Regions from separate parts of the Homo sapiens genome. Here region 1 is linked to region 2. Evidence: chromatin contacts called from ENCODE Hi-C or POLR2A ChIA-PET data. All regions are on one chromosome and are shown on one strand. The core of a region is the stretch at or near the end of the contact, and the rest is flanking DNA. Distances in the headings are between cores, read along the strand shown. Region 1 has its middle 89 kb from the start of NCOR2. Region 2 overlaps NCOR2 (nuclear receptor corepressor 2).

Region 1 (5,419 bases), core at 279-2,778, 140 kb after region 2:
TTCAACCAAAACGCCAAGTCACACCAGACCGGATGCAAAAGCAGATTTGGGAATCCAGCTCTCTTCTAAGGGACTGGACGTGAAAGAGGTTTGCAAAATTGTGAAACATACGATGCCACTCTCTTCTCACTATTTCTTTATGTTTGGGAAAAAAATGTTATCTTTCTTAAAATATATTACTCAACATATTAAGGAGCATAAAATTGTTCTTTTAAAATAAATGCATGTTTTGAAATTTTATCATGTTAATCTCTAATGCAGTAAATACTGATAAATAGAACCCACATAAACAAAAGCCCTTTTGGAGTCCTCAGTAATTTCTAAGGGTGTCATAGGGTCTAGGGGCCAAACAGTCTGGGAACTGCTCCCTTAAACAGCAATCTTACTTGATCCTTAAATTAAAATGGCTAACAGCAGCCGGGCACAGTGGCTCATGCCTGTAATTCCAGCACTTTGGGAGGCCAAGGCGGGCGGATGGATCGCCTGAGATCAGGAGTTGGAGACCAGCCTGGCCAACATGGTGAAACCCCGTCTCTACTAAAAATACAAAAATTAGCTGGGTGTGGTGATGCACACCTGTAATCCCAGCTACTCAGGAGGCTGAGGCAGGAGAATCGCTTGAACCCGGGAGGCAGAGCTTGCAGTGAACCAAGATCGTGCCACTGCACTCCAGCCTGGGTGACAGTGAGAATCTGTCTCCAAAAAAAAAAAAAAAAAAAATAGCAAAGAGTTACTTCACACTTTCTATGCACCTGGCATTGTCTGAACCTTGTGCATGGACAGTTGTACAGAGACATACACATAGATACTATCTAACAGCACACGAACCCTCTGAGGTGGGTTTCAATTACCCCATTTTACATATGGGGAACTCAGGCTCTAAGTGGCCCCTTAACCACCAGGGGCCACTGCCTCTGGGGAAGCCCCCCCACTGGGACCCTCAAAGTCTGTTTCAGGAGTGGCTGAGATTCCAGGACAAACCACCTGGAATTCTCAAAGTTGGCCCCCACCTTGGAAAATCCCCTGAGGCTCACTGGCCCAGACTACCTTGGGGGACCCCAAACCCTGGCATGTCCTGGTCACTTGCTCTGAAGGAAGCCTGGCCACTGCTCACTCACCCACCTCCCGCCACACCAGGCCTCCGGCTTTTCCGTGCTGCTCTTCGGACACCCAAACTGTGCCAGCCTCGGGGCTTTTGCACCTGCTGTTCCCTCCCGCCGGAATGCCTTTCCTCCACGTGGGGCCCGTCATCGTCCCTGGCCTCTCATGTAAAATAGCAGCACCCTCTCCCACTCGTCTTCCCCTCCACCCTTTCGCTGCTATTTCCTGTGTGACACTCGGCACTATGGGACATTGTGTTGTGGATGCACTGGTTCAGGGGTTCAGTGTCTGTCTCCCTGTGGAAATCTAAACCCGGTAAGAGCCCAGGCACAGCAACAGGTCCCAGCATGGTGGACTCAGTGAGTGGATGAACAGGATACGGGGACAGGAGAGTCACGCCTGGCTACAGGGACGCCCATCCACCTCCTCCAGCCTGGCTGACCGGCGCCGTGCTGGCCTGCTGCCCAGACTTGCCAGATCTTTCGATTTTTCAAAAGAAGCTGAACATCCAGATTTTTATGTAAAATCTTTTTTTTTTTTCACTAGCAACTTATTCAAATTAACAAAAAGAAAAAAACAGCTTGGTGAGCCAAACCTTATGTAGATAAACTCAGTTTGGCTAATCAGACTCGCCTTGCCTTCTAAGGGGAGGTGACATTTGAACAAGACTGGAAAGCCTTCAGAGCTAGGCGCAGGCCAAGCAGGGGAGGAGGGGAACAGGGTCGTGCCAGGCCAGCTGGGGCTGGGTTGTGGGGAGCATTTGAGAGGTCCGCACTCCGTGGACAGGCCCGTCACCCTTCCCCTTGGCTTCGGAAGTCTCCCCACCTCCCCCCGACCCCAGGCCCAGCTGGCTGCAAGCCATACACTTGAAGCATATGCGTGGAGTGTTTTGAGAAACGGAACACACAATACATCGCAAATAAGGCTGCTTCTCCGTCTGGCTGGGACACATCTCCACGCTCCGCCAGATGGTCCCCCGCCGCCTCCCCAGCTGAGGCCGGGGCTTTGTGAGGTTGCATTCTGCGTAGAGGCTCCTCTCCATTCTGCAAGAGGCTGCTGGGAAGCTCTCTCCCCGGGGTGGCCGGGAGGATTTTTCTTGGCCCACAGACAGGAAGCTGATTCAGCCGGGAACCTTCTTCTGCATTCAGAACCCCCACAGCTCCATCCTCCTCCATCCCCTGCCCACCACGCTCCATCCCCCACCAGCCCCCATGACCCAGAGCCCCAGTGCGCTGGTGTTTATTGCTAATTGTTTTCAGACAGATGGTGTGGCCCAGAGTCTAATTCCCCAGGCTAGGGGGCGGGGGATGCTAGAGGAGAAGGCCGTGACCTTGACCACTTGCATTCTTGAAGAAAATGTTTGGCCCAGCCTGGGAGGCGGGGCGGTGGGCAGTGATGGCTAGGGCTTACAGAGGGGAAGTTTCAGGGCTTTGAGAAGGGAACAGGGGAGTAGGAGGAGGCTTTGAAATGTGGGAAACAACCCTGCAGCCCCAAGGGCTGATAAAGCTGGCTGGAGAATGGCCCCACCTTCAGGAAGCCCTCTGGGATTGAAGCCTGCGAGGCAGGGAGAATTCCTCCTGCAGGGTTGGATTTAGGGATGTGGGGAGTAGGGGATTTGTGGGGAGGGTGGAAGACCTCCCCACAATTTAATAAGGAGCCTCACTTTTTTTTTTTTTTTTTTTTGAGACAGAGTCTCACCCTTTTGCCAGGCTAGAGTGCAGTGGCGCGATCTCGGCTCACTGCAACCTCTGACCCCCTGGTTCAACCAATTCTCCTGCCTCAGCCTACTGAGTAGCTGGGATTGCAGGCACGCACCACCAAGCCCAGCTACTTTTTGTATGGTTTGTAGAGATGGGGTTTCACCATGTTGGCCAGGATGGTCTCGATCTTCTGACCTCGTGATCCGCCCGCATTGGCCTCCCAGAGTGTTGGGATTACAGGCGTGAGCCATTGCACCCAGCCAGGAGCCTCACTTTTTAATGTAATTTCAACATGATCTGAAGGCTTACAGAGCCACCAACATTTCACTAGATCCCATGAGTCTGCCAAGCTGAATGAAGACCCCAAATTACAGATGAGAAAAAGAGGTGGCCTGTGAGGTGAGATGGCTTGCCTTAGGTCACACAGTCCACAAAGATCCATTGAGCTGTCACTCTGTGCCTGGTGGGAACACAGCCATGGCAGAGGACAGGACTGACAAAGTCCCTGTGTTCAGACTGGATAGGTTTGTACAGGTTTGTGAGAGGAGACAGACGCAACTACAAAGAAATACGTTCAGAAACGGAAAGGACTAGAAAGACAAAAAACTAGGGAACAGGGTAGGCAGGGATCTCTGGAGAAGATCAGAGAGGGCTTCTTGGAGGAGGCAAGCTCAAACATCGAGCCTTGAAGGCAGAGTTGAAACAAGCTGTGTCTACATCTCAAAACAGAGAGAAAGCCAGTGCAATGGCCCTGGGGTATGGATGAGCTTGTTGTGTCCAAGGAGGGGAAGCGTGGCCCCGGAAGCCATGATGGGGTGTATACAGAGCTGAGATTATAAAGCCCCTTCACCAATATCATTGAACACCAAATGCACCCACGACTAGAGAGCCAGCATCAGCATGATACCAAAACAGCGTGTTGCTCAACATCAGGTTATTTCAAGTTGCTTTCTTTGTAAGGGTTAAAGCAGAAGGGGTTCTTTAGGCTGGCTCAGGTTGACTGGGCCCTCCTTGATTGGTTGCTGTGAATCTCCAGTCTATTAGAAAAATTGCCCCCATTTCTTCTATTTCTGCTTATTTTTTTCTTTCTTTTTTGTTTTTAGAGACAGGTCTCTGTCACCCAGGCTGGGGTGCAGTGGCACAATCATAGCTCACTGCAGCCTCAACCTCCTAGGCTCAAGTGATCCTCCCACCTCAGCCTCCTGAATATCTGGGACTACAGGTGTGCAATGCCTCGCCTGGGTAATTTTTATTTATTTATTTATTTATTTATTTATTTATTTATTTATTTATTTATTTATTGTTTTGTAGAGATAAGGTCTCATTATGTTGCCCAGGCTGGTCTCAAACTCCTGACCTCAAGCAATCCTCCTGCCTTGGCCTCCCAAAGTGCTGGGATTACAGACACATAAGCCACTGTGCCCAGCCCAAACTACCCCCATTTCCAAGCTCAGTTTAATTACACGGCACCTGCAGGAGTGGCTCCGTTCTTGGTCTGCTGGGGCCTAGAGCAGGAGCTCAGTCCAAAACGAGGGCCTCACATAAATTTTATTTACCAGCTATGGAGGAAAATAGAGCAAGGAGGGTGGGAGAAATCAGGGGGACTCAGGTGTGACCTTAAATAGGAAGGTCAGGGAAGGGCTGCTGGAAAAGCAGAAAACAATCGAGAAAAGACCTGTAGGAGATGAGGAAGTGAGGCAGGCAGGAATGACGGAAGGAAGGAAGAGACTGATATGAGGTCCCTGGAGTAGCCAGATTCATAGAGAATTTCCGTCTCTGTGAATCTGGCTACTCCAGGGACCTCATATCAGTGGAATCTGACAGTATTTGTCCCTTTAAAACTGGCTTATTCTACTCGATATAATGTCTTCAAGGTTCATCCACATTGTAGCCTGTGTCAGAATGTCCTTCCTTTTTAAGGCTGAGTAATATTCCATTCTTTCTGGAAGGAAGGGCTTTCCAGAAAGAGGGAGCAACTGGTGTGCAAAGGTCCTGGGGAAGGTGTGTGCTTGGTATGTTCAAGGAGGCCAGAGCAGATGAGGCAGAGAGGGAGAGGGAGAGGAGGGGGCACTGAGCCTCGGGACACAGCAGAGGGTGAGGGAGTAGACCCCGCAGGGCATCGTGGGTTGTGGTAAGCACTGGCTTTTCCTCCAGGGACAAGGGAAATTGTTATAGGTGTTTGAGCAGAGGAGTGGCTTGTCTTGACTTAGGTCTAGCAGGATCCCTTTGGCTGCCAAGTGGAAAATCAACTGTGGGAATGAAGGCTGAGAGGCCGTCGAGGAGACTACTGCACCTGTCCAAGCCAGAGATGATGCTAGCTGGAGCCAGGGGAGGCAGCGGGCTGGAGAGAAGTGGTCACAGTCATGACAGATTTTTTTAAATTGTAGTAAAATACACATAACATAAAATGTATCATCGTAACCCTTTTCAAGCATTCAGTTCAGTGGCATGAAGGGCCTTCACACTGTTGTGCAGCCGTCGTCACCATCTGTCTGCAGAACTTTTTCATCTTCCCCAATTAAAACTGTCTCCATGAATCACAGCCCTGGCACTCACCATTCTACCTTCTGTCTCTATGAATCTGGCTACTCCAGAGACCTCATATCAGTGCAAACTGA
Region 2 (4,925 bases), core at 1,003-3,502:
CCCCGCCTTCGGAGGCCATTCTCGAGGTCCCAGGAGAGGCCCCATGACAATGAGACAGCGGGCAGCTGGTGCGGGGGGCCTGGACGCCCGGGGAACTCCCCACTGGCTCCTGCTGGCCCAAGAGCGGAGGCCCTGAGCCAGTCACTGGCCCAGCATCCGGTGTCACTTACAAACACAGGACGGCTGCCACCTTCTGCAGGAGAACTGGCCCTCCCGCGCCAGTCCCCAGGCCACACCAGGCACTGTGGGGGGTGCCTGGCCCAGGGCTGGCACGGAGGGGCTCAGGCTGAGTGGGAGACGGGGCAGAACAGGCAGGCATGGGGGGAGACCTGGGGATCCCAAACAAAGGCAGAGCCTGGGAAGCACCCACTCGACCTACCTCCCATTATCTGGACCCAGGTTTCTACAAAACATGAGAGCTCTCTGCAAAGAAGAAAAGAAAAATGGACGGAACTCGAACTTAAATCCAACCTTGTGGTTACAATTACGGAGGCCCACCCAGGCCAGCACTGTGCGGGCCCCTTCAGGCTTCTCTCAGGCTCTCCCGAGACACACCGGCAGGCTGCAGTGCTACCACTGTGGTAAAGGACAAGGAAACTGAGGCTCTGTGGGATTCCGGGACTTGCCCAAGGTCACACCATCCTTGAGGGGTCGAGCCAGGACTGGAACCTCAGTCCGGCCACTACAACTTCATAAATACCATCGCCCTGAGATGCTGAAATCCCAGGGGCCCCCCACCCTCAGACCAGGTGCCGGTATTGTCAGCATCGAGAAAACAAAGTGCCAGTGAATTATCAACTGTGAGCCTATTATGAGCTAGAAGGCAGGTTTCATTCACTCCCTTAAGCCATACAGCCTATGAGGTGGGGAAAGATGCAACTTCCATTTGCCAGATGGGAAAACTGAGGCTCAGAGACAGTAAGTGACTTGCCCAAGGTCACACAGCCAGGAAGTGTCCAACCAGGACAGGAACCCAGGCAGTCTGCCCCGCGTTCCCCCTAAAACTGCAGCTCCTTCTCCCGTCAGTCCCATGCTTGTGTAGACCCCACTGTGCCCCATTTTACAGACGAGGAAACTGAGGTCTGCAAAGGGGAGGCAACACGCCCAAGGTCACACAGCATAGAGAGGACGGAGCCAGGACTCAAACCCAGGTCTGTGGCAAAGGAGCAACATTGCCTGGAAGCCCAGCCCCCTCCCTTCCCCAGCCTGGGCTCAGAGGTCCCCAGGAGCCATTCCCGCCACCTCCCTATGGCCGCGGCGCACCCAGACCTCAGGACAAATCACTCCCTCATCCCCCCGGTTTGCAACTAAAGGCTCCTTGTGAGCTCGGGAAGCCCTTCCAACTTTCCAGTGTTTATCCCGGCTCCTCGCTGCCAAGTCCCTGGGCAAGCCTGGGCCGGTGGCGCTGATTTCAAACCAGACATGGGCACCGAGCCAAGCGCCACCTCGGTGGGGAGCCGGGCGCCGGGGCCGGGCTGCAGCGCTGCCTGCACCTGGCTCTCCCCTGCCTGAGCCCACCGCGGAGCCCCAGGGCAGAGCCTCGGGAGCGCCCACGATCACATGCCCTCCTGAAGTCAACTCCGGGAACAGAAGCCCCCTGAGCCCCCAAGGCTCGCCATGCTCCCCCCCAGGGACGCCGGATGTGCACCAAGGAGAGGAGCACAGTGCCCACCCGGGTCCCCTCCCACGCGGGCCGGCCAAGAAGCCTCACCCCGGCCTGCCCGGCCAGCGCCTCCGAGCGCTCTTTTCCGTGACTGCAGCAACTTCGTCCGATGAGACAGCCCTGCCCACCATCCCGCTGAGCTCAGGGCCGACAACACTGCGCTGCCAGGGGAGGGTCCAGCTGCCCCCATTGGCTGACCTGCGGCCGGCCACTCAGCCCCCAGCCCTGGCCACCACCTCCAGCGACAGAACTGGGGCTCTTTCCAGATGAATTCCTCGGCCCCCAATCAGCGCCCCTGCATAGAGCCTGCAGGCCACAGCCCCCCACCCCAGTCTGCGCCCACCTCCCCCGGCCGGGGTGACCCAGCCACACTGCACCTCCCTGCCCACTCCAAGCCCGGCGACTTCTCTTACCCGAGCACATGACCAACCTCGCTCACGTCAGCTCCAAACACAACTTGAAGTAACTCTCTCACAAGAAAAAAAAAGAAAAAGAAAAAAAGTGCCAGCCAGCGGGCCAGCAGAGTCCACACACACAGGCTGTGCTGCCGGCTTCCAGGAGGCACACCACAGCCAACATCAGACCCATCCTTCCTCCAGGATGACACCCGCAGAGGGGCGGCCCCAGAGGGCGGCCTCACCTTCCCGCGAGACTACGACTCCCATCCCGGCCCTGGAGGCCCTGCAGGGCCAGGCCAGGCCCCCCAGGCTCCCAGCCCGATGCCCCCCAAACCCGGGCAGGCCAAGGCCCACCGGCGACAAGTGCGGGGCCGCCTGACCCCACGGCTGGGCCGTGAACGAGACGTCGGGCCTCCAGCGATCCGTTCTCGCCTCTGCCACTCTGGGCCTATAAACACAGGGAATTACATAAGTCCACTCCTCTTGTTTGGAAGCCAAAAGTACGAGCTTTTTCTCCCAGCCTTGGCAGTAAGTAATAATTCCTCATCGCCATGGTAACCCTGGCGGGCTTCCAGCCGACACTCGGGAGCTGAAACACTGTGAGGCCTTTTTATAGCTCGGCTCTTCGCTCGCTGGCAGGCGAAAGAGAGCTCCAGCCCCGCTTCTCCCACTTTAACCCGCTTCCTCCCAGCCCGGACTGTCCAGCTTCGAGCCGCACCTGCACCTCCAACCTGAGCGTAGCTCTGGCGCCTTGGCTCCGGCCTGGTTCCGAACCCAGGCCTCGGCCCATCCCTCCCCCGTCCTCTGTCCCGAGGGCCAGATGGCCAGAGGAGCAGGCTCTCCCTTGCAAATATTTCTGTCCTCCTTTTAATCCTAGGAAAAGAAAGCGTGACCCCCTCACACTGGCATTCTGATCTGGGGTCATCTCGGTGACAGGCCTAGAAAAGAAGACGTGGCCAAATAATACACACACACACACACACACACACACACACACACACACACACAGGCCAACAATGATGGCTTGGTAGTCAGCCAGGAGTCTGAACCTTGGCTGCAATTAGCTGTGTGACTCAGAGACAAGTCTGAGCTTCTCTGGGTGTCAACTTTCCATCCGTAGAAGGGGCAGGCTGAGCTCTGCTTCTCCAAGTGCTCTGGAAAGCAGAGATGAGGCGCCAGAGGAAGCTGCTGGAGCTCCCAGGAGGCAGAGGAGGCTCCACCAGGGTCTCCAGATTCACTTCCCTGCCCCTAGCAGCCAAGAGTTGGGCCTAAGAATGTGTCCCTGGACAGCAGCCCACATGATGACAAGGGTCTGGGGGTGCAGATGTGAGGAAGGCACCCCTGGCAGAAGCATGGCAGATGTGAAGGTCTGGAGGCTGGACCACGCGGGTGTGTTGTCAAAGCAGAGAGAAGGCTGGTGTGGCCGGGGCGCAGGGGCGAGGCGGGGAGAGTTTGACGATGAGGTCAGGGAGCTAATAGGAGTGGAGGGGAAGTGGTCAGATGGACTCTGGGCCTGGCCTTCAACTCCAGCAATAACATTGTCATCCTTTTTACTCTCAGGAGCATCTTGAGAGTAATAATATTAATAACAATAACAGTGGCCACACACACCGAGCCCAGCAGCTCGGACTGTGTGCCCAGCACTGTGCTAAGCGGGTCCCCTGGTTCACCAGCTGGCCTCACACCACCGCGGCATAGGCAGGTATGCCCCTGAGCCGCCACACACAGACAGAGCAGGAGGCTGGCCCAGAGAGGGTAGGTGACTTGCCCAAGGTCAACAGCTAGTGGCTGAGCTGGGACTTGAACTGGGCAAGCCTGGCTTGTCTCCGCTATCCACGTGGTAATTCAGCCACAAGGAGTCACAGGAGGGTTTCAGGACTAAGACCAGATTTGCCTGTGACAGGGGCCCGTGGCCACTGGACTGGCAGGGGGCCCAGACTGGCCACGAGGGGATGAGCATAGTGGCTGCGGAGGCCCCTGGAAGCCAGATGTCTCCTGTGAACAGCTGGCCCTCTAGCCTTCCCCAGGAAACACCCCTGGGGGGTTTCCGTAGACCTGCCCCAAAGCCAAAGGTGGGATTCTGCTACTCTTACGCCTTCTTTTATAGGTAGGGAAACTGAGGCACAGGAAGGCACGGGCATATTTTTAGCCCAAAGATCCAGCACCATCTTCCCGCCCAGACCGTCGCCAAGACCAGGCGGGACCATGACACCCAGGCCAAACTGGCCCCATGCAAACACCACCAGGAAGCGGTGCCTGAGAGCGGCCGAGTCAGGCCTCACCACCTCCTTCTGTTCATTTTTGTTTGTTTTGGACACAGACCTGCATCCAGACCTTCGCCAAAGGCTGGCCCTGGAATCCACGGTAACTCCTCCCACCCCCTCAGAGCGACTGTGTGCTATGGGCAGGTTTGACACTGGGCATGTCTCTTCACGGCCACTCGTTCTGCTTCCTGTGTCTTCCCCGCCAGACACTCCGCAGCAAATTGTTTGTTGAGTGACTTAATGAAGACCACAAATCATCAAACACCAGAAACAGCCACAGGCAGCAGCCCCCAGACAGAGCCTGTGGCCAAAACCAAACTCATATTCAGAATAAGCCAGTGTCTGGTTATCTGCTCAGCAAAAGAACTCCCCATCACGCAAGCCTTCGACGGCGACCACCCCTCCATACTTCGAAAAAGCATCCCCTGGCCAAAATCTGCCGACAGGCCGCTTCCTGGAGCCCGTCTGCTGAGCAGAGCTTTGACGGTGGGAAAGATCGGTGAAGACCCCCCAGAATATGATTCACCGCAGGCCACAGGGGCCAGGACAGTGGGCCAAAGGGGGTCTGGAAAGGGGCAGGGGGACCTTAAGCTGAGTGGC

Evidence for each region. A loop is a pair of places that touch in the nucleus more often than their neighbours do. ChIA-PET counts read pairs that join two places held with the same protein, here RNA polymerase II (POLR2A). Pooled maps may share reads with other maps.
Region 1: a map of endothelial cell of umbilical vein shows a loop between it and region 2 (7-fold over the local background). The contact joins two enhancer-like sites. A Hi-C loop is called at or near these places in 2 of 168 maps with a recorded cell type or tissue (endothelial cell of umbilical vein and head of caudate nucleus) and 7 of 50 pooled maps. POLR2A ChIA-PET finds 5 or more read pairs at or near these places in 6 of 52 experiments (AG04449, H1, MCF 10A and 3 more).

What each region holds. Positions count from the first base shown.
Region 1 is chr12:124,653,688-124,659,106 of GRCh38, forward strand. No RefSeq gene overlaps it. Among named protein-coding and RNA genes, the nearest start is that of NCOR2, 89 kb to the left of the region's middle. Within about 2 kb of position 1,529, at least 28 of the 41 ENCODE cell types and tissues checked have a DNase peak (open chromatin) inside an H3K27ac peak, as active enhancers do; they include endothelial cell of umbilical vein, where a contact is called at or near this core.
Region 2 is chr12:124,516,064-124,520,988 of GRCh38, forward strand. All of the region lies in intron 2 of NCOR2 (nuclear receptor corepressor 2), which reads right to left. LOC105370047 (a long non-coding RNA gene) reads left to right here. Exons shown (of 3, transcript NR_188646.1): 3 at 400-735. Among named protein-coding and RNA genes, the nearest start is that of NCOR2, 49 kb to the right of the region's middle. Within about 2 kb of position 2,253, at least 35 of the 41 ENCODE cell types and tissues checked have a DNase peak (open chromatin) inside an H3K27ac peak, as active enhancers do; they include endothelial cell of umbilical vein, where a contact is called at or near this core.